Linked DNA regions of Homo sapiens: regions 2 and 3 are each linked to region 1. Evidence: chromatin loops called from intact Hi-C (ENCODE). Cell type or tissue: PC-3. All regions are shown on one strand. Region 1 has its middle 68 kb from the start of H2AP. Region 2 has its middle 34 kb from the start of CYBB. Region 3 has its middle 22 kb from the start of DYNLT3.

Evidence for each region. A loop is a pair of places that touch in the nucleus more often than their neighbours do. Peaks named below come from ENCODE experiments on the same cell type or tissue, not always from the same donor. Only the 100,000 strongest peaks of a DNase experiment are listed, where the experiment ranks them.
Region 2: it touches region 1 in a loop (13-fold over the local background); 7 of 110 quality-filtered maps call a loop at or near these places.
Region 3: it touches region 1 in a loop (6-fold over the local background); 3 of 110 quality-filtered maps call a loop at or near these places.

Annotation. Positions count from the first base shown.
Region 1 is chrX:37,918,312-37,926,311 of GRCh38, forward strand. It overlaps a transcript of SYTL5 not described here. Among named protein-coding and RNA genes, the nearest start is that of H2AP, 68 kb to the right of the region's middle. In PC-3, no CTCF peak of the experiment used is centred here; a DNase peak (open chromatin) is centred at 3,740; H3K4me3 peaks cover 319 bases; H3K27ac peaks cover 2,280 bases.
Region 2 is chrX:37,742,304-37,750,303 of GRCh38, forward strand. No RefSeq gene overlaps it. Among named protein-coding and RNA genes, the nearest start is that of CYBB, 34 kb to the right of the region's middle. RefSeq lists an enhancer at 3,328-3,377. In PC-3, a CTCF peak has its summit at 3,247 (motif pointing right); DNase peaks (open chromatin) are centred at 3,258 and 4,568; H3K27ac peaks cover 509 bases.
Region 3 is chrX:37,821,886-37,829,885 of GRCh38, forward strand. No RefSeq gene overlaps it. Among named protein-coding and RNA genes, the nearest start is that of DYNLT3, 22 kb to the right of the region's middle. In PC-3, a CTCF peak has its summit at 3,543 (motif pointing left); a DNase peak (open chromatin) is centred at 3,536; H3K4me3 peaks cover 355 bases; H3K27ac peaks cover 431 bases.

The sequences.
Region 1 (8,000 bases):
ATGACAAGAGCCAAAGCTAGCCTGCTGGAGGATGAGAGACATGTGGTACAGAGCCAAGTCATGAAAGTTACCCAAGCTGAAGCTATCTTGGATTGTCTAACAGCCACTTGATCTCCAGGCATTTAGGCAAGCTGAATTGCAGCTGACTATAGATATATTAGCAAACCCAGCCAAAATCAGCCAAGGCCAGGCCATCTGAACTCTGTAGATTTATGGGATAACTAAATGCTTATTTTTGTATGTCACTGAAATTATAGGGCTGTTGTGCATCATTTTATGGCAACAAATAACTGAGGATGGTACTTCAAGGAATTTCTGGGAGAGGCAGAGAACGTGGTTTGGATGCTACATGGCCAGAAGTACCAGTAATCACACTGCAGGATGTTTCTAGCAAACACTTTGCCCCTGCTGCCTCATGGTGCTCAGCATCTGTCATTCTGGAGAATAGCTATTAGAACCTTCACCAGTGCTCTCCAAATGAACTGAATGCCTTGAACTCACTGCTTGAAAGAATCACTGACATCCAGCACAAAGTTCACATTCTCATTCCAGTCATCCCGTGGATGCATCTGACTACTAGATTATAAACCACAATTAGAACTCTAGCTGCAAGGGAGTCTGGAAAGTGTGAGTGAGTGTGTGTGTGTGTGTGTGTGTGTTTAGCTTTCTAGCATCTGCAGTACAAGAAGGCCTGCTAGAAGGGGTTTGGAGAAAGTGTGAGTCATTCTCCAGTATCAGCCATGGAGGCATAGACAAAAGAACTCAACTTCCCGATCCCCTGAGTTTCTTCTATCTCTGCATAGAGATGGTCAAGGTGTTGACAGGACTTAGAATCCCGAGGGGAGGACCCCTGGACCCTTTGACTACTCTACACAGAACTTGACATGGCAGTTTTAGCTCTAGAAAAGCAGTTTCATTCTGATATTAATGACTAGGGGTACTCCTTGTTTTTCCTCCCTTGGCATTTGGCAAAGTGAGTAGCCAGGTGAAACAACACTTTATTCTAATTACGTTGGACACTATAAACAAGGAGTTTGACCTCATTTCACGTTCTCTAAAGCTGAGTAAAAGGTTATAGTAAAAACACTTAGAGAAGTATATTGTATATTCTTATATAGGGAGAATATAAAGGAAGAAAGAAATCTCTGTCTGCCCCATATTCATATGCCAATTCCCTTTGATCTAAGTATCCTAAATACCTAAAAGGTGATCATATTAGGCTGATACATTGTAAACTCACCCTTGCTCTTTAACCCTACTCCCACCACAAGCTAGAATGGTTGTCTGCAGTGTCTGGTCTGGGACACATGTCATTAACTGATTGATAGAAGACATTTCCACAAAACGAAAAGGCTTTGGATATAGATGTATTTATTTGTAAAGTGCCACTTGTAATATTGGCCACATGAAACCTTTATTTGTTCTCCTCTATTTTTCTTCTGAAGACCTTGTTCTAGCTAAATATTTGCTGAAACATTTTTGTAACCTTTTTGTGTTTTAACTTAATAGGCAAAGCCATGCTGTTGTTGACACTAAAAGCACGGAAAAGAATTACATTTGGGCAGTATTTTAAGGGGTGCTTTTAAATTAATCTGGGTGAGAAATTAAGTATACCTCGTATCTGTATAGATAATATCTGAATCCTTGACTGGTTACCAGTAAAAGTAGGAGAAAATCCACTGGAATATATATATGCTTCTGAAGAGCATATGGTCTGTGAACATTCCCAACAGTGGAACATGACCAGAGCATTTACTGGGAGGATCAAAAGATATTCTGATGTTGCCAGGATGCTATTTGGCCCATGTGGATTTGCGCATTCAATCAGTAGGTTTAATATCCTTTGTAATCAATGAAAAAATCTGAATAAGAAATAATAGTCCATTCAGCTCACAGGGAATTTGTGATAACCACTCATTATTATTGTTATTTCCTGAAGTAGTTTACCTTGTATTTTACCAAAAATATTTGGGACGAGGTCTGAAACTTCTGCTCACCAAGGTGCCAAACTGGCATCAAGACTTCAGGCCATGGAAAATCTACCTCCACAGATGGAGTCAAATCTGTGGAGGTAGCTTTTCCTCCTACACCTCTCACTGCAGCTCCCACTACTCCTCTCCCTGTAGAATCGTCTCCTCCAGCCAATTGGTAGAACTACTGGACTCTAGTGATATCATATACATTTCTATATTTTTTCTGTACCCTTTGCCATGCCTAGAGGACCTCCCTGGCTCTCTCTTGGCATCTATGATCTGCCTGGATGAGATCAAGATAAAACTTAGCCATAAATCCAGAATTCTTGTGGTTTGCTCAGCCTTTGCCCACCATTCTCTTCTCTGAACTTCTACCATGTTTATATCTAGCATCTAGGCTAGCCCTTCTGTGCCCCCAATATGTCTACTCATAGCTAAAATGTTAGTTTCTGGAGGATAGACCGATTTGCAATTCTGTGTATCCCCATTCCCTACATCAGTGCCATATGGATACAATAAATACTCAGTTGATGGAATATGATGCCTAGAACATCTAGCACAAAAACCACAATGTTTAAGGAGCAAAATTCCTTGCATTTACCTGGAGCTTCCTTCACAGGCCCACCTGACTACTGACTTCATTCTTATTCTTAAAAGGGTCACATGATCCCTTTCTTACAAAGGTCACATGATTATTTTACTGCTTCCCTCCAGTAATAGAGAGGAAAGGGCTCTGTATTGGTCTTTCATCTCAATTTTCTCCTTGTGCTTTCTGTGCATGAGGTGCCAAAGCAGTGTGGCCCTTGATCTACTCGCTTGACTGATTCTATTGTTTAATCGCCACAACAACCCTAAGAGTAAGTGCCATTATTATTCCAATTTGGAGATATGGAAACTGTCATGGAGAAGTTAAGTAACGTATTATCTCAAGCTATTAACTGGAGGAGCCAAGATTCAAACCAAGACATTACGGCTCCCAGGTCTGTGCTGTTAACTCCTATATGAAACTGTCTTTCCTGATGCCCAGGTATTCCATTAGATGATCCTTGAAACCTCAGAGTTTCTTGGGTCAGAAAGTTTAAGTAAACGGAAGAAATTACAGATCCGGGAACCTCTTCTGTTATTCTCATTGTGCTACCAAGAATCCCACAACATCCTCTTGGTGGAAGAAACAAATGATTAGGAATTTAGTATATGATATTCCCTCAAGGCTGCAAAATACAGTACTTCAGAATTATTCACATCATTAAGATCAAATCTGGTCTATAAGTAAATGCAGATTCAGGATGTGAATTCACACTAAGTAAAGTACAGTGGTTGGAATTCTGCTATTGCCACTTACCAGTTATAATATGGGTATGTTACTTTACCTCTTTTATCTGGCACTTAGTAAATACTAAATAAGTATTAACTACTATTTCTATACCACAATATTTCCCTGTTTCTCTAGCCATCTATGCTTCCTTACAACAAAGCACAGTGTAAAGCTCTTTGCCTCCACCTCATTGGATTAAATAAACAGGTCTGTAAATATAAGAGGGAACAATAATAGTGAAAAAATTGGATACTCAAGAAGTCTAGATGATCAGAGTGACTTTGTTTCTTTTGTTAATGAAAGGATGAGTTGGACGGAAAAGGAGTGAGTCACACTGACAACGAAATGCTACCAATTTAGGATTTGATTCATTATTTTATGACCGTTGCTTGTTTCCTGATGCTATTCATTGCTTATTCATTGGAGGAACAATAATCCCATTTTGGCTTTTGTGGTTTTATAGCTGAGACATCCACTTTGAAGCACATTAGCTACACCTCTCCCTCTCCCTACTACTTCATCACCATCTCAAACATCAGAAAATCAAATTTTGAAAATTGCCCAGAAGTATTGGGTGTACAAAAACATTGGTTTCTCCTTTGGAAGTTCTTCCTGTGAGGGTTTAAGCATGGGGATTTTATAGAGGAGATGAACATCAGGGATATTTGTGGCAATGTCACTTCCCTTCTCTTAAAATGGTGTTGGATGGAGAGCCTCCGAGGTAAAGATTCTCAAATTGTCTGCAGTTATAATGTCCAAATATTCGGGAGAAAATCCCATATGGCAAGCAATAAAACAAAATTATTATGACTTCCAGTTGATGATCCATTTTTAAAGGGATAGTTTGAAGTAATAAAGTAAGTAAATATTAGTCTAGGGAAAATGTGGATATACTTTATGAACTATTTAAATACAAACTATCTTTTCATTTTGTGCCATGACCTGAGACTACTCAATGAATTTTCCATATGTATACATTTGCTCTTACATGTGCCTTTTGGCAATGCCCTTTATTATCCTTGAAAACAAAGGCACCACTATAGTATAATTCAAATGTGTCTAGTTCTTCAGTCCTTAGAGATTGGTGGAGGGGCTGCATTACCTCTCCCTTTAATATAAACTAGGAACATGATTATTTGAGAATGTTGGGGGTCACTTTCCTCTCCCAGTAAGATTGAGGAACCCTGGGTATTTTTACGTGTGTCACAAGCTTAACGTGAATTTTCTCTTGTCCCCTCACTTAGTATCACATACATAACAGCTTTTCTTTCAGTCACCCCTGCTTCCTAGTAACTGGTTCTCCATGATACTACTACCTCTCTCTGACCCATTTCATCCCCAAACTGTGGAAAACAGCCTCTTTCTCAAAACCCAGCTAACAGAAAGTTGTCTTGTTTAAGGCTTGAGGATAATACCAGGGATTTACAATGCAGAAAGGAAATTTAAAACTTGGTATCAGATATATTGTGCTTTCCGTCCATTGGCCCTGCCCTTTTGCAGGGAGGCACACTGTCTTTACTCTCCTTATCTCTTGGCCTGCAGCCATGTTGCAGATGTCCACTTATTCCCCTGCTGTAAGAGTCATTCTTTTCATATCCTCAAATCTTTCTTTTCCTCTATGCCAGAAGAAGCAAAAGCTGTTTACAAATTGACCCTGGGCATAACAAAGACACTGTTCTACATTATTCTACAGAATCTGTTCATGGTTTCTCCACTAGTTTAGTCTTGAGTGTGTAGTAATCTCTCACCTGCTTGGTTACAAAGATGCCCTTAAGTAGTGTTTCCAAGAATGAAAGAAGTACTGTTTCATTTATTACTCTGAAGAGTAAAAATGACTACAGGTTCAAAAAGCATTTTTGATCCTCTAGTCCAGTGGTTTACAAAGGGGAAATATGACTATGGAATCTATAACAAATATAAACTTTATATATATATAAAGAATGGCATACATATACGTATATATATATATCTGTGTATATATATACAATTCTCAGATATATTCTCAAAAGGTTTAACTCCAAAGGTTAAAGGTCATGGAACTCATGTGCTTAGCAGTAGGAGGGGCTCCTTGTGTTAGAAAAACATCACTACCAACAACAACAATTAAGACTTTGCTTCAAAGAACACTGAAACCCACTTAGTCAATATTGTGAATTTCACCTGCAAATCCTGTTTCTAATTTGATTTAAGTGCTTATGATTTAACTCTTTATTAATTACCTTGGTAGAAGCAGGTGACATTCTTAGTTACCATAAGACTTTTCCCTAGTGTGTTGTTCAAAAAACATTGGTGTTATTTGAGGAAAGACTTAATAGTTAGTGACTTAATTCTAAGCTTCTGGGTTTATTTCATTCAGTTAAGTATTTAGGCATATGTTTAAGAGGTTCCCGCCAAGGTTCTGACACTCTACCAGACACCGAAGATGATTCAGACACAGATGCCACTCTCATAAAGCTTATATAACCTCTTGGGGAAAATTGACACAATATAAATAAATACAAAGTAGAAAGTTCTGCATGCCCTAAGGTAAGTCTAGATAAAAAGTAAATTTACATCACTTGGTATGCAAGGCAGTATAATTTCTCTGACTGGCACTTTCCAGTAGCTACGTAGGGCATCCAGCTTTAGCTTCACGACTTTGAATCCCATCAGTCATGGGTTCAAATCCTACCTCTGATACTTAACGACTATATGGTCTTGGGTTATTCACTTATTTTCACTGAACTTTAGTGTCCCCGTTTATACAGCAAGCTTACTAATACTTCAGAGGTTGATGATGAGGATTAAATGAGATAACATATATAGTATATAAAGTGTGTGGCACATAGTAGGTACCTGGAAGGTGGCTTCTCTTTTCCCATTGCTCCATAAACTGACCAAATAGATGTAAATACCTTAATGCGTGAATACTTATTGTATAGCTTATAGAAGAAGTAAGAAGTTACATCTTCCAATCTGAAGGCATAAAAATTTTATGAAATACTTGTAAGTTACTTTATCATGAAGCTTTCCCTGACTGCCCTATATAAAATAGCAAGAGTACTCCTAACCTCTTTTTTACTTCATTTTTCCCTACCACATATCTGAAATATTACATATTTATTGTTTCTATTAATTTTTGTTGATAAATATTAGTTATACATATACCCCAAAAGTTGTACATGTACCCAAAAGGAGTACATGTGGTATTTTGATACCTGTATACAATGTGTAATGATCAAATCAGGGTAATTGGGATATCCATCACCTAAACTATTTATCTTTTCTTTGTGTTGGGAACATTACAAATCTTCTCTTGCTGTTTTGAAATACATAATAAACTATTGTTAACTAGAATTTCCCTACTGTACTATCAAATGCTGGAACTTATTTTTTTTTATCTAAATGTCTGTTTGTATCCCTTAAGCAATCTCTCATTCCCCCTCCCCCTACCCTTCCCAGCCTCTGATACCACCATTCTACCTTTTATCTCCATGAGATTCACTTTTATAGTTCCCATATATGTGTGAAAATATGTGCTGTTTGTCTTCTGGCTTATTTCACTTAACGTGATGACTTTCAGTTCCATTCATGTTGATGTAAATGACAGAATTTCATTTAAATTTTTAATCTTTTCTAATCTTTTTATGGCCAAATAGTATTCTATTGTGTATATATACCACATTTTCTTTATTCATTTATCCATTGATGGACACTTGGGTTGATTCCATAACTTGGCCATTGTGGATAGTGCTGCAATAAACATGGGAGTGCAGATGTCGTTTTGATATACAGATTTCCTTTATTTTGGAAATATTACCAACACTGGGATTGCTGGAGCATATGATAGTTCTATTTTTATTGTTTGGAGGAAGCTGTTTACTGTTTTCTGTAGCAGCTCTGCTAGTTTCCATTCCCACCAACAGTGTATGGTGTTCCCTTTTTCTCTGCCAGCATTTTAAAATTACTCTTTTTAATAATAGCCATTCTAACTGGGATGAGATTGTATCTCATTTTGGTTTTGGTTTTAATTTTTTTATTTCCATAGGTTTTTGGGGAACAGGTGGTATTTGGTTACATGAGTAGGTTCTTTAGTGGTGATTTTTGAGGTTTTGGTTCACCCATCAGCCAAGCAGTATGCACTGAACCCAATGTGTAGTCTTTTATCCCTCACCCCCCTCTTCCCTTTCCCTCAAGTCCCCAAAGTCAATTATATCATTCTTATGCCTTTGCGTCCTCATAACTTAGCTCCTACTTATGAGTGAGAACATATGATATTTGGTTTTCCATTCCTGAATTACTTCACTTAGAATAATAGTCTCCAGTTTCATCGAGTTTTCTGTGAATGCCATTAATTATTTCCTTTTTATGGCTGAGTAGTATTCCATCATATATATATGTACCACAATTTCTTTATCCACTCGTTGATTGATGGGCATTTGGGCTGGTTCCATATTTTTGCAATTGTGAATTGTGATGCTATAAACATACCTGTGCATGTATCTTTTTCGTATAATGACTTATTTTCCTCTGGGTAGATACCCAGTAGTGGATCAAATGGTAGCTGGATCAAATGGTAGTTTTACTTTTAGTGCTTAGAGGAATCTCCATACTGTTTTGGTTTTGATTTGCACTTCCCTGACGATTAGTGATGTTGAGCATTTTTCATATACCTGTTTGCTATTTGTATATCTACTTTTGAGAAACGTCTTTTCAGATCATTTGCCCATTTT
Region 2 (8,000 bases), 180 kb before region 1:
AAGTAAAGAGACAACCCACAAAATGGAAGAAAATATTTACAATCTACCCATCTGACAAGAGATTAGTAACCAGAATATATAAGGAGCTCAAACAACTCTTTAGGAAAAAAATTTTATAATCTGATTTTAAAAAGGGCAAAGGATCTTAATAAACATTTGGCAAAAGATAAGACATACAAATTGCAAGCAGACATATGAAAAGGTGCTCAACATCATTGATCATCAGAGAAATGCAAATTAAAACTACAATGAGATATTATCTCACCCCAGTTAAAATAGCATTTTTTTTTTTTTTTGAGACAGAGTCTCACTCTGTTGCCCAGGCTGGAGTGCAGTGACCCGATCTAGGCTCACTGCAAGCTCCGCCTCCCGGGTTCACGCCATTCTCCTGCCTCAGCCTCCCAAGTAGCTGGGACTACAGGCGCCCGCCACCACTCCCGGCTAATTTTTTGTATTTTTAGTAGAGATGGGGTTTCACCGTGTTAGCCAGGATGGTCTTTATCTCCTGACCTCGTGATCCGCCCGCCTCGGCCTCCCAAAGTGCTGGGATTACAGGCATGAGCCACCATGCCCTGCCTAAAATAGCTTTTAACCAAAAGACAGGCAATAACAAATGCTGGCAAGAATGTGGAGACAAGGGAAGTCTCATATGCAGTTGGTGGGAATGTAAATTGGTACAACCAATATGGAGAACCTAGTTTTCTTTACAGTAGGTTTAAGTGGGCTTAAAATATTCAGTAAATCATGCTCTAAGCAGATGTGCTGTCATCTAGGCTTTGTTGTTTCATTTCTGGAGCACAGGCAGAGTAGATTTGGCATAATTCTTATGGGCCCTAGGAGTTTGGAATGGTAAATGATCATTGCTTTCAGCTTAAAGAAAAGAAAGAAAATGTGGTACATATACGCACTGGAGTACTATCCAGGCATAAAAAGGGATGAGATCCTCTCATTTGCAACAACATGTGTGGAACTGGAGATCATTATGTTAAGTGAAATAAGCCAACCACAGAAAGACAAACTTTGCATGTTCTTCCTTATTTGTGAAAGCTAAAAATTAAAACAACTAAACTCATGGATATGGAGAGTAGAATGATGGTTACCAGAAGATGAGAAGGGTATTGGTTGGAGGCAGAGAGGGTGTGGTCAGGAAGAAGTGGGGATTGTTAAGTGGTACAAAAACATAGTTAGAAAGAATGAGTAAGACCTAGTATTTGCCAGCACCACAAAGTGACTATAGTCAAAAATAATTTAGTTGTACATTTTAAAATAATGAAGAGTGTAATTTGTTTGTAACACAAAGGATAAATGCTTGAGGTGATGAATACCCCATTTACCTGGATGTGATTATTATGCATTGCATGCCTGTATCAGAATATCTTATGTGACCCATGAATGTATACACCTATTATATACTTACAAAAATTAAAAACAAAAAAATGAAATTGCAGCAATTCAGTCACTTCTTTATACTCCACTTCTAATTCTAGCTCTCTTGCTATTTCTACCACATCTGCAGTTGCTTCCTCCATTGAAGTTTTGTATCCTTCAAAGCTATCCCTGAGGGTTAGAATTAACTTATTCCAAATTCCTGTTAATGTTGATATTTCTGACTTTCTCCCATGAATCATGAATGTTCTTAATGTCATCTTAAATGGTAACTTTTTTCAGAAGGTTTTCAATTTCCTTTACCTAAATCCATCAGACTAATCACTGTGTATGGCAGCTACAGCCTTACAAAATGTATTTCTTACATAATAACACTTGAAAGTTTAAACAACTCTTTGATCCATGGGCTGCAGAAAGGATGCTATGTTAGCAGACATGAAAACAACATTCATCACCATGCACATTTCCATCAGAGTTCTTGGTTGACCAGGTGCAATGTCAATGAGCAGTAATATTTTGAAAGGATTTTTTTTCTCTACAGTAGGTTTATGTGGGCTTATTCAGTAAACCATGTTGTACACAGATGTGCTTTCATCTAGAAATGTGCTTCATTTCAAGAGCACAGGCAGAGTACATTTGGCATAATTCATATTGGCCCTAGGAGTTTTGGAATGGTAAATGAGCATTGTCTTCAGTTTAAAGTTACCAGCAGCATTAGCCCCTAGCAAGACAGTCAGTGTCTTTTGAAGTTTCGAAGCCAGGCATTGTCTTCTCCTCTTTGGCTATGAAAGTCCTAGATGCATCTTCTTCCAATACAAGGCTGTTTGTCTACATTGAAAATATGTTGTTTAGTGTAGCCACCTTCTTCAATGATCTTAGCTGAATCTTCTGGGTGACTTTTTGCAGCTTCTCCACCTGCACTTGCTGCTTCACCTTGCATTTTTATGTTATGGAAACAGCTTCTTTCTTTAAACCTCATGAACCAACCTCTGCTAGCTTCCAACTTTGTTTCTGCAGCTTCCTCACCTCTCTTATCCTTCACAGAATTGAAGAGCTAGGGCCTTGCTCTGGATTAGGCTTTGGCTTAAGGGAATGTTGTGGCTGGTTTGATCTTCTATCTCGACTATTAAAACTTTCTCCATATCAGAAATAAAGCTGTTTTCCTTTTTGTCATTTCTATGTTGACTGGAGTGGCACTTTTAATTTCCTTCAAGAACTTTTCCTTTGCATTCAAAACTTGGCTGTTTGGCACAAGAGGTCTGGTTTTTTGCCTCTCTCAGCTTTCAACATGCCTTCTTCACTAAACTTAATCATTTCTAGCTTTTGGTTGAAAGTGTACATGTGTAACTCTTCCTTTCACTTGAAAACTTAGAGGCCACTGTAGGGTTATTAGTTGGCCTAATTTAATATTGCTGTGTCTCAGGGATAGGAAGGGCTGAGGAGTGGGAGACAGATGGGGGAACTGTCAGTTTGTGGAACAGTCAGAACGCACACACGTTTATCCATTAAATTTGCTGTCTTATATGGGTGTGGTTTGTGGAAGAATTCCGATAGTAACATCAAAGATCACTGATCACAGATCATCATAACAAATACAATAATAGTGAAAAAGTTTGAAATTTTTCATTTCTTTAAAACATTTCAGAGAATTACCAAAATGTAGCAGAGACACAAAGTGAGCACATGCTGTTGGAAAAATGGTGCCGATAGACTTGATTGAGATAGAGCTGCCACAAACCTTCAATTTGTAAAAAAAAAAAAAAAAAAATGCAATTATGTTCAAAGCACAACAAAATGATGTATGCATGTATGCCATTTCCAAAGGAATCCCTTGGCAGTCACATTCCCCTTGGCCAGCAGGTGGCAGTGCTTGCTCATCGAGGTACAGAATATTGACCCTGCCTTAGCATCAGGGCCCAGCAGGAGTTTTAGCTTGCTGTTTTACGCTGCATGTGTTCTAATTTTCTCCCTTTTATATTTCTTATTCTGTGACTTGTTGTTTCTTTCCCACCACTTCTGTTCCCCTCCAATGCTAGACCCATCTCTATTATGCACCTAACAGCCTCCTCAAATATGTGCCTTGTAGAATGTGGCCTTTCAGGAATGTAGGTGAGGCTTACGTATCACCCCCTGAAAGTCCCAATGAGAAATAATGCATTTAAAACAAGCCATCTTGAAAAGCCTGAAAAATTATGACTAAATCACAAAATATTAAGTCCTAAAGGGGAAGGGAAGACAGATACTCAGCTGGCCTGCCCATGTTCACCACTCCAAACCCATGACAGGCCGAGATGCTCAGTGTGAGGCTCTGTTACCACACTGGGACTTGCCATGGCTTCAGAGTCCTTCTGAGCACAGCTACTCAAGAAGCTTCTCCTCCTAACAGGCAAGCATGACACACTCTGCCAAACCAGGAAGGGCAAGTTTCTGTAATAGGGTACACTATATGTGCAGTTCCCAGGCATTACATCCTGCATTTAGCTGCATTCCAGGGGCCACTGGCTAAGTCTTTCCACCTTTTTCTCTTCTCCAGTATGATAACAACAATGCATTAATAATAGCAGCTACTATTAATGAGCCCATGCTATATGTGAGGCAATTCATGATTCATATGCATTATCACATGTATTCTTCAAAACAAGATGAAAAGTAGAAGTTACACAAGTGGAGACCACAGACTAGGTTAAAAAATTGGTCAACGGCAAAGTCACACAGACAATAAGGGGAAGAACCAACATTGAGTTGAAACCATCTGACTTTCAAAACCTTACTCTTAACCTCCCACTCTTTTGAGGTACTCCAAGCCACCACATGTTCTCCCTTCAGCTGCTAAAAGTGGAGCAACGCCATCACCCCCATGTCCACCCACACCCACAATTTCCCTTTGCCACCCCCCACTCATAGCTCTGCAGATCAGATTTGGCAGCCGATCTGCTGCTCTGGAAAGGCTGTGGTCCTTTAGTTCAGGGTCCCATCTCCAGCATTATGGGAAAGAGGCCCTATAGTACCCAGGTAGGCAATCAGCCCAGTGGCAAAGGGTAGCTGGGCTTAAGGCGAGGGACCTCACACCGCCAGCAGGGCTGCAGGAGCCTGGTGGACTTGTGGCATGTGGGGAAACCCGAAGGGAGGCTTAGAGGTGGCATGTCCCCTGATTCAGAGCTGGTGTTTGGCGTCTCTGAGTCATCAGTAATTCTCCACACCCTGGGGGAGGGCAACTCCTCAAAGGACCCATAAAGAAATAAATTCTCATCTGAGTGGCTGTTGAGGTGAGGGAAGGGGTCAGGTCTTCTGCAGCCTGGGTGAGGTATATGAACAAACCATTCTTGCAAAAACTGGCCTGGTTTCTCTGTGAGAGCACTGTCGAGAGATGTCACATTCCTGTTGCTTTCATTATGTGGTGCATTCCCAGGTCTGATGAAGAAGAAAGAGAGGGGCAGATTGCCATGATAGTTTTGGTTGACTGCATCACTAATTTCATTGACCTGAAAAATGGGTAGCCATGGAAACTGTGGAAGGCTTGTTCTGGAAGGGCCCTACTAGCCTAGTGTTGCTATATCTTTTGTAACTTATGTTCCAGAAGTCTTCCACCTGTGGGTTACAAACTATTAATGGATCCTCATATAAATTTAGTGAATCTCAACCAAACATTTTTAAAAAGGAAATATACAAGAATCAAATACAAATGAGATATCCTACAGCACTCCTCATGTTGAGTCAAGTAACCTTTGGGAGAATTTTTGTTTCCATTCTACACAGTTATGAGTACACCGAGTCACAATATAAAATGTGTTCTTACTGTGGCTGTGGTCAAAAATGTTTGTAAACTGGCCAGGTGTGGTGGCTCATGCCTGTAATCCCAGCACTTTGGGAGGCCAAGGTGGGTGGATCACTTGAGCTCAGGAGTTCAAGACCAGCCTGGGCAACATGGTGAAACCCCGTCTCTACTAAAAAAAACAAAAAAAAAAGAGCACAAAAATTAGCTGGGCATGGTGGCATGCGCCTGTAGTCCCAGCTACGTGGGAGGCTGAGGCACAAGAATCGCTTGAACCCTGGAGACAGGTTGCAGTGAACCGAAATCACGCCACTGCATTCCAGCCTGTGCAACAGAGTGAGAACCTGCCTCAAAAAAAAAAAAAAAATGTAAACTGCTGCTAACCCAAATCTCAACTTTACCGAAAGGAAAGTTCCCCTTTTTTATTTTTCCAGAATTTATAGCACTAAATGCCCATAGGAGAAAGCAGGAGAGATCTAAAATCAACACCCTAACATCACAATTAAAAGAACCAGAGGGGCTGGGCATGGTGACTCACACCTGTAATCCCAGCACTTTGGGAGGCCAAGGCCGGCAGATCACCTGAGGTCAGGAGTTTGAGACCAGCCTGACCAACATGGAGAAACCCCGTCTGTACTGAAAATACAAAATTAGCCGGGCGTGGTGGCGCATGCCTGTAATCCCAGCTACTCAGGAGACTGAGGCAGAAGAATTGCTTGAACCTGTAGGCGGAGGTTGCGGTGAGCCAAGATCGCGCCATTGCACTCCAGCCTGGGCAATAAGAGCAAAACTCAGTAAAAAAAAAAAAACAAACAAGAAAAGAAAAAAAAGAACTAGAGAAACAAGAGCAAACAAATTCAAAAGCTAGCAGAAGGCAAGAAATAACTAAGATCAGAACAGAACTGAAGGAGATAGAATGAAAAACCCTTCAAAAAAATCAATGAATCCAGGAGCTGGTTTTTTGCAAAGATTAACAAAATAGATAGACCACTAGCCAGACTAATAAAGAAGAAAAGAAAGAAGAATCAAATAGACACAATAAAAAATGATAAAGAAGATATCACCACTGACCCCACAGAAATACAAACTACCATCGGAGAATAGTATAAACACCTCTACACAAATAAGCTAGAAAATCTAGAAGAAATGGATAATTTCCTAGACACATACACCCTCCCAAGACTAAACCAGGAAGAAGTCAAATCCTTGAATAGACCAATAACAAGTTCTGGAATTGAGGCAGTAATTAATAGCCTACCAACCAAAAAAGGCCCAGGACCAGTTGGATTCACAGCCAAATTCTACCAGAGCTACAAAGAGGAGCTGGTACCATTTAATTTTTTGATAGAGAAGTGGTAAATCATGAACTAGGCTGAAATAAATCAAACTTAGACATATGCGAGGAAGGGGACAACGCTCAGGAAGATTCCTACCTACCCTGAAGAATTCCAGAGAAACTAGAGGCATGAAGAAGGGGAAGAGTGAAACATAGGAATGAAAAGAGTCAAGTCTGTCATCCAACGGATGGAAGTTTCAGAAAGAGAGTATAGAAATAGCACATGAGAGAAAAGTGCCAGAAATTATAAGATACTTTATCTGAGCCAAATAATACAAGTCATCATATGGATAGAGTCCACAGAGTAGCCATCACCTTGAAAATAATTTCTTATGTCTAGACATATTGTTACAAAATTTCAGAACATGGAGGTTCAAGTAAATTTGCAACAGCCTCCAGAAGGGAAATATTAAAGCAAAACAAAACAAATCAAAACACAGGTAACCCATAAAGTAGCAAGAATCAAACTTGTTTCAGCAACACTGGAAACTAGAAGACCATGGACCAAGGCCCATGGACCAGGGACCACACCTGAGAGAGAAAAAGCATATGCCGTCTCTTTATGTACATATGACCATGGGAAATTTCATAGAAACTCAAAGTTCTGCCGGAAGTGGTATTCAACCTAGAATTTTTTTTTTTTTTTTTGGAGATGGAGTCTCACCCTATTACCCAGGCTGGAGTGCAATGGTGCGATCTCAGCTCACTGCAACCTCTGCCTCCAGGGTTCGAACAATTCTCCCGCCTCAGCCTCCCTGAGTATTGTGCGTATGAGATTCCTATGTTCAATGAGACTTGCTTAAATTTGCCTTAGGCCTGAGCAACATGTCTCCCAAACAGAAAGAATTTACTCTGCCTATAGTTGGGCAAGCCCTTTGGAAACATAAACATAATGATTTGAGGTAAATGCTGCCCTTCTCCACATGTAAATAATACCCATTGCATTGAAAGAGCTTTGATTTATATTTATTATACATTCTGTCTTCTAGAAACACACTAGTTAAATAACAATAAATTCAAGCAACATGAAAAAAGAAAAGATTTTTTAAATCCCATGAATATATTTCTTTTGTACTATTTTAAGAAAATTCATTCATTCCATTAGAAATAATAATACCAACAATAAAAATACGGTGGTCGGGGAAGGAGTTCCATTTTCAGTTCTGGTAGAGCAGCTTATATCACAACAACCCTCCCACTGCAAACAGCTATAAAAGCTACGTAAAATGCAAAGAACATCAAGAGGCAATAAAAGAAGTCAGGACTTTTGAGGCCCAGGTCCTAAGAGTAATAATATACATTGAGATGGGTGTGGCCTTTTTTGTTTTTCCCTGCTTAGAGTCAGATTTTTATGGATAAATAAACAAACACTGCTGGGGTTTTGATTAGGATTAAAGAATACCATTAATGAACTTGACCTAATTGATGTATGTAGAGCAATGCACTGTATAATTACAATATATAGTCTTCTCAGGTGTACTTAGAAAGTTACCAATGTTAACCATA
Region 3 (8,000 bases), 96 kb before region 1:
TCACACACCGGGGCCTGTCAAGGGGAGGAAGAGCATTAAGACAAATACCTAATGCATGCGGGGCTTAATACCTAGATGACAAGTTGATAGGTGCAGCAAACCACCATAGCACATGTATACCTACGTAACAAACCTGCACTTTCTGCACATGTATCCCAGAATTTAAAGTAAAATTTTAAAAAAAGAAGTTATAGTGTATCCACACACTGGAACACATGTTAAATAGTCATATAGTTAGATCTATATGTGTGACTCTATTCATGTTACAAAACAACACTCTACGTTTATGTGTGTGTGCATGCATGGGGGAATGGGGGCATACATGCACACGCATGTGTTTGGGTGCATATCAAAGGTCTGGAAAGACACACATCAAAGTATTAATATGATAATCTGGGGAAATAAGAGGAATTTGCGTTATGTGAAAGGGAATTTTTATTTTTACTTTATATTATGTATGCTTTGTTGTTTCTGAGGATATTTTAATTCAGATTATGCATGATCTGATTTGTGCACATATATTGTTTATAAGATGTTAGCCTCTTCTAAATTTTGATAAGAAATTCATTTCCAGGCCACTCATGTCATCCCTGTTTCAAAAACCCTTGAAGGCTTCCTGCTGCTTCAAGAAAGAGACTTAACTCCTTAATGTGGCTTAAAAGAGATTTCATGATTTGGCTTGTGTTTACTCCTTTTGCTTTACTTCTTCATTTCTTGATAGTATACCTACTGTCAAGGGGGCAATCTCAAAGCTCTTCCAACCTGTCACAGCATTATGTGCAAAGTCCATAAACTTTAGTTGATACTGAGACGTTTCCATCATTTCTACTGTCAAGCCAGTCAATTCTCAGTTAACAGCAAACAACAGACTACTAGCATTATGTTTTCCATCTTTCCCTCCAAATCTACACATTCAATAGGCACATGATTTTCTTCCCAAGTGACTATAGGCAACATTTATAACAAATGCTTTGCCTCTGCTTAACAGGGATCTTCATCTTTTCAGTCTTCAATATGTTTCCTTAACACCCACCAACCTACCACTCTGTCAAAGTCACTCATTTTAGATTTTGTTATAGTATGCCCTAGCCACTGTATCAATTTCTGTTTTACTTAGTCAGCACCTGGTTCTGCTGAAGTAACAACCCCCAAAATCTCAATGGCTTAAAGCAACTAGAGCTTATTTATTGCTACATTATGTGATCATTGCATGTTGACTGGGGCCAACATTTTTCTTTCTTATGGACCCAAGCTAAGATGGACTCTATCTTCTTGCTTCTACAATGTGCCTGGAACTTTACATACTTCATCTTGTTTAATCTTCACAACAATTATTATCTGTGCTTTCTAGGAGAGAAAACTGAGTCATGGAGATATTAAGCAATTTTCCCAATGTCATGCATCTAAGAAACAAATCAGTTAGGACTTGAATCTGGACAACGTGTTTCCCCCTAAGCTTACCCTATACCTTCGTAAGATATTTATGAAGAGTCATGGTAAATGAATGGAGATAATAAAATTGACTGGGATGGGAAGAAGGGGTAGGGGTTTATCTCAAAAACTGATCTTGGAAGAGAATGATAATTTCAAACTTAAATTTTAATTAGTGACAGTATATAAAAGCAAAATTATGTTATGATGTTAAACAAACAGCTAAAAATTGGGTGAGAATAACATGTCTCTATTTTAGTAATTCCATTTACTCAGCAAAATGCTTATGGCACGATTCTTTAATTTAGTGCAGTACAGCTTGTATGTCTAGGGCCACTGTGAGTCCTGGAGTGCCTGGGATTATCTGCGTAGATTGGACATGAAGGTTTAATGGCCATGAAACAGGCAGTATTGCTTGACGCCCTAGGATTTGTATGGGAGAGCTGAGGTAGACGCTCAACCCCCGGCAGCATTCTAGGTGGAAAAGAACCACTATAAAAGGAAAAAGCTGGGGTCCTCTCACAGACTTTGCTCCGGAAGCTGAACAGAGTGTGGTGGAGAGGAGCTTTTTGAATGCAGCACTGAGTAGTGTGTCCCTTTGTCCCCTGATGCAGGATGAGAGTTCAGGTGTCTGTTAACTAGTTGAGCTCCAGGAAACTGGGAACTGAGAACAGACTATAGAGGACCATCATGTTTTGAGGTCATGTGGAATTGTCTCTAACACTTGAGGACCATTTCCCAATCCAGCAAGTATCTGACATGGCAGAAAAGCACAGCAATGTCAGTGAGTCTGTGAGGCAAGTAACACCTGTAGCGACAGCTACAGCCAGAAGGGATGCCATCCACCTCATTAGTGTAGGACACAGATGATCACTCTCTCCTCCTTGCAAAACTTTCTTCACCTGGCTTTCAGGACCACACACACACTATTCTAGTTTTCTTTTTTACCTCACTGCCTGTCCCCAAGTCTTTCTTGTCCCGGTAAATAGAAACTCCATTTGCTTAGGCCAAATATTTAGCCTACCCCTGACTCTTCTTTCTCATACTTACCACATACAATTCATTATTAAATCCTGTCAACTTTCCCTTCAAGCCATTTCCAGAATATGATCCCTTCTCCCACACTTCTTACTATAGCCACAGTGACCATGTCAATCCTCTGCTCAAAACTGTCAGAGCTGCATCATCTCACAGATATGGTCCTACAAGATCAGATTTCTTGTCACCTATTTGATCTTATTTCCCATCATTCTCTCCATTTCTCACTGAGCTCCAGCTACACTGGCCACCTTGCTGCCCCTCACACATACTGAAACTAGTGCCACCTTAAGATCTTTACATTTGTGCCCCTCCCCAACTTCCTGGAATATGTGGCTTGCTCTCTCACCTCCTTCAGGTCACAGCTGAAATGCCATCTTTATTAGAGAAATATGCTCTGACAGTACCATCTAAAATAGCAGCCCTGCCACCATCCCCTCCTTGAATAACTCCCAATCTCCCTCTCCTATTTCTTATTATTACCTCTCTATAGCACTTATTGCCATCTGAACATATTTGTTTATTGTCTGCCTTTTCACTAGAATGTAAGCTGTAGGACAGAAAAGTTTTATTTGTTTCCTGAGAGCCTGGGCTTGTTTTGGCACACAGTGAATACAAAGTAAATATTTACTGCATGAATTACTGACCTAACCCCATGTTGCGTTTGTAGAAAGAGACCAGCAAAGGAGAATGAGTCTTGGGAAGTTAGGCTAAAAGAGGCCTTGGAAAGGCCACTGAGGAATCCAAATGAGACACAGCTGAGAGACCTTAAAAAAACAGAAGGAATTGGAATTCCAGTGATTTCTCTGAAAAAGAGTTGCTACAAACCAGAGACTGCTGCTGTTTTTCAGGGGCCTAGGAAATGTGGTTCCAGCATGATGAGTTTAAAGTTTGACATATTTTAATCAGCTTAGCAAAGGCATTCGTTTTATAGAAAAAGCTGGATATATGTGACTATATATCTTGGGTAGGGGGTCAAAATGAGCAGAGAGCCATCATTTTGAATCTTAGGGAGAGCACAAACTTCGAGGCTTACATTCACAATACAATCAATGGCATCCTTCTGTCCCCTGGTGGCCACACAGCTAAACTGCATGAAGAGATAAAGTCTTTGAAGATAAAACAAAACAATAATTTCAAGGTAATATCTTTCAAAGCCTGTACCAACCATACATGTGTGTGCAGTGCATGTGTGTGTGTGTGTGTTTTAGCATAAAGATCTCCCAAGGTTTCTTTTTCATGAAACATGTCCGTGCTGCCTTACTCTGAGTTCAGCATTAAAGGGGACCAGTTGAATGGAAGACATTACCCTGACAGCTACCTTTTGCTGTAAAACACACCCCCCAGTCCAGACCACAAACAAGCTCCTTTCATAGCCATCTGCCAGGTGTGTTTGTAGAACTGATATCTGTTGAAGCTTGGAGGTTTGTATAGGCAACCTTAAAGTCTGGGATTCTACAACTTTATGATGATTCTTTCTCATTCTATCCCCTTCCAGTCTATGAGTCTGGGCATCCCAAATTTTCCCACTTCAGGCTTTCACTTGTTGGAAGCATCTACATCATCTTTGGATTCACTTCTATTTGTCCCATTTTAGTTCTGCAAAACCTTACAACAAGTATTCTTGAAGAAAAAATACCAGAATAGATCCTGCACAGATGAAAAGAATTAATTTAGCATTGTATATCTGTTACATGCAAGCTTGTATAGATTTAGGTATGTGTAACAGATATCTAAATGTCTGTTCAATTCTTGGTTTGGAGTTGCTAGTCCATGATATTAAAGGTGAAAAAGGTCCTGTTCATTTTATAGATGAATTAAGTGCAGTGAAATGCTTACTTCAAGATCACATAGCCAATTGGAGGTAGAGCCAGGACTAGAATGCAGGCCTTCTTACACCTTACCAAATGCTGCTGTTGGCAGCAAAGAGACAAAGCTATCAGCATCGACGAAGCTGACCCCAGTGAACAGTGCTCCCTGTGGTTTTAGATAGTTCAACAAACCTCGTTCAGCTCAGCAAACAAGAAACTAAACTTCATGACATCCTTAGTTTTGCTCTGTGCCTGGCTGCCTAGACCTACCAATCATGATTTCCAGGGGATTCCAACTCCATGATATCTCTTACATTCATCAATTTTCTTCCAACTTCCACAGAAATTGCTGTGGTTCAGACGAGTCATCTAGAAGAAACCCTGTTGCAAGTTCTATACAGCACACATGTGCCAACACACACACACAGAGACACACACACACACATGCTTGCATGTACACAAACACACACACACACACACACACACACTACCCATAAGTATATGTAAAGAGAACGGCGGGTATTATATCCCAAGCATGCCAAAAACAGTAGGCCCAGTGTGTATGACTGTTGTGCTTTTTTGGGGGGTAAGCTGTGATTCACAATGAATTCCATTTTAGAATGATAATTTTAAGGGCTGGCACAGGATCTCTTTAGCTATATATGTATACATTGTATATCTGTACATGAGAGAGCCACTTGCTATTTTTAAGAATATTGTTTTCTCGCTTCTTAAAACAAAGTATTATTTTTAAATTACAGAAGAAACACTATTTATTAAGATTTGAAAGGTATACATCCTATAACCCAGTAATCTCACTTCTAAAGTGGATACATGGACCCAAGGAAGTTTGTACAAAGATATTCATAGCAGCATTGTTTTGTAAGAGTGGAACAGTAGAAACTACCTAAATGTTCATCAATAGGAAAATGAATAAACTGTGTCCTATCCATACTGTAGATACAGTATGGCAGCTAAACTCAACAAGGTGAGTCTGTATATACTGACATGAAAAAAAATCCCCAAGGCATACTGTTCCATAAAAAGAGCAGTCTGCAGAATCATATATATTATTTACAATAAAAAATACATTCATTTATTCATGTAAATGTGCAGAAAAGCCTGGAATCTTATACATCAAAATGACAGTATATTTTACCTCATGGGAGTACATGGGAAGGTGGGGGACAAAGAGAAGACAAGATGAAGGGCAAGGGGCATTTTAGGCTTTTGTTATATCATGATGTTTTGGCTGAAAAACAATATCATGTATTGTGTAATTTAAATTAAGTACTAAAAATTAATATGTAATTGTTTAACTATTTCAAATCATATAATACATAAAATAAAAAGTGATATTTCATCTTTACTTTTCCATAATTTATTTATCCCTTCCCCTTTTGGTGGACACTTTAAAGTTGTTTTCATTTTTTAAATTTGTTATTACAAAGAAAATTCTTCTTTGCTTTTTTTCTTTTTCTCACTCATGTTATTATTTCTGTAGTATAGATCTCTAATACTCTGGTCATGGAACATAAGCACTTAAAAATTTGACAGATGCTGCCAAATTGCCCTCTAGAAAGACTACGCTAATGATTCATAGAACATTAGTTCTGTCCATGTAAACTCCCTAGTTTACATTACCAAGCTTGCTACAATAGCAGTTGCACCCAGACGTTCTGATGGGGCCTCAAGTCCAGATGATAGCTGGCTTCATTTCCTTCCCTTTGTCGGTTGACCATTGGTGGAAAAAGTGCAATGTCTGACCAGATGGCCCAATCAATAGAGGGAGCTGGGGTAGAGTGAGAGGGGCTACTAGAAGACTAAATCTGCAGGAGCTATGAAACGCCGACAAATTAATGACCCATGGGCTACATGTGACCCACAGACATGTTTCTTTTGGCCTGTATAATGTTGGGCTACAGAGTGTGTAAAAAAATATGACTCAGTGGTAAGCATTAAAGGAACAGTGCTTAATCCCCAACTTGTGATGTTTTCTTTCAGGTCGTTCTCTATGTACAGATTTATCAATTCATATAAAACCCCTGATATTTCTTTATTTCCTCACTCCTTCCATGAGAGGTAAAATGGCTCCTTTTTCCCTTTTTCTTTGTAGCTGGTTCACCAGCAGAGCACGTTTCTGCCTTCAACTGGGCAATAATTCAAATTCTGGAGTTTAACATTAGAAAGACTAGCTGCCCTGAGATAAGTTCCATTCTGGAACAGAAAGGTAATATTTTTATTTGAAGCTATCTTTATCTTTGTCTCCCAATTGATTCAGAATTAAACTAGGAAAGAGATGTACTATTGATTGGACCTCCTTAAACCCAAACACCATGTTCTAAAATATGGAAATTTTGAAATTGAGAGATTGTGCATCATAATTGATATTTCTGGATTTTTTGAAAAAACTGGAAGATTAACCCTGAGCCCTTGTTTCTAAATTGTGTGCTATCCAACTTATCACAGTCCTTACTATTCCCTATTATCTGATACCTAGAATGAGAGACCACTGACATTGAGCCTCATGTGATAATAAAATTGTAGTAGACAGAGTAATACACCCCCCACCATCACAAAGATGTCCACATTCTAATCCTCAGAACCTGTCAATATGTTCATGGCAAAAGGGATTTTGCAGGTGTGATTAAGTATAGGGACAATATCTGGGGTGGGCCCAATATAATCACGAGGTTCCTAATAAGGGAAATATGAAAACAAGAGGCTCAGAGTCAGAAATGATGGAAGCAGAGGTCAGAAAGGAACGGGATTTGAAGATACTACACTGCTACCTTTGAGGGTGCTAGAAGGAATCACTAGCCAAGGAATTTAAGTAGCCTCTAGAAAGTAGAAAAGGCAAGAAAAAGGATTCTCTCCTAGAAGCTCCAGAAAGGACACATCTCTGCTTATACCTTGATTTTAGATCAGTAAGACCATTTTGAACTTCTGGCTTCCAGAACTGTAAGTGAATAAATTTGTGTTGTTTTAGACCACCAAGTTTAAGTGGCAATCGGAAACCAATACAAAAGTTAAGGAGAAAGTCAAACACTTCTTATACTGGTACACCTATCACGAGAGGGAAAACAAATTAGATCAAGATGGCTATACATTTCAGTAATAATGTGAGAGAGTATTTCTTTGTTTTGTTTTGTTTTTAAGAGACAGTGTGTCACTCTGTCACCCAGGTTGCAGTGCAGTAGTGTCATTCACTCTAACTTCAAACTCCTGACTCAAGAAATCCTACTGCTTCAGCCTACCTAGTAGTTAGGACTACAGGTGCACACCACCACAGCCAGCTAACTTTTAAAATTTTTGTAGAAACCGTGTCTCACTATGTTGCCTAGACTGGTCTTGAGCTCCTGGCCCCAAGTGATCCTCAAGTCTCAGCCTCCCAAAGGGCTGGGATTACAGGCATGAGCTACCACTCCCAGCCTACATTGCTGATAGTTTAGCCAGCATCCAACACTCCCCTTACCTTTCATTAAAAGTACTCTGATTTTTGTTTAAGTATTTAATGCTCTCCCATATCTTTGATATACTTTAGGGAAAACTAATGCTTCTCTGGTCTAAATGTGATTCTATCCTTGCTACAATGAATCATTCAGGAGCCCAAATTTAAGAAAGTCAATGAATAGAATTTCCAGATTAAGAGATTGGCTCAATATTGGGTATGTGGCTTAATTTTGTTTTTTTTTCTTCCTGTATTCTTTCTAGCTAGTG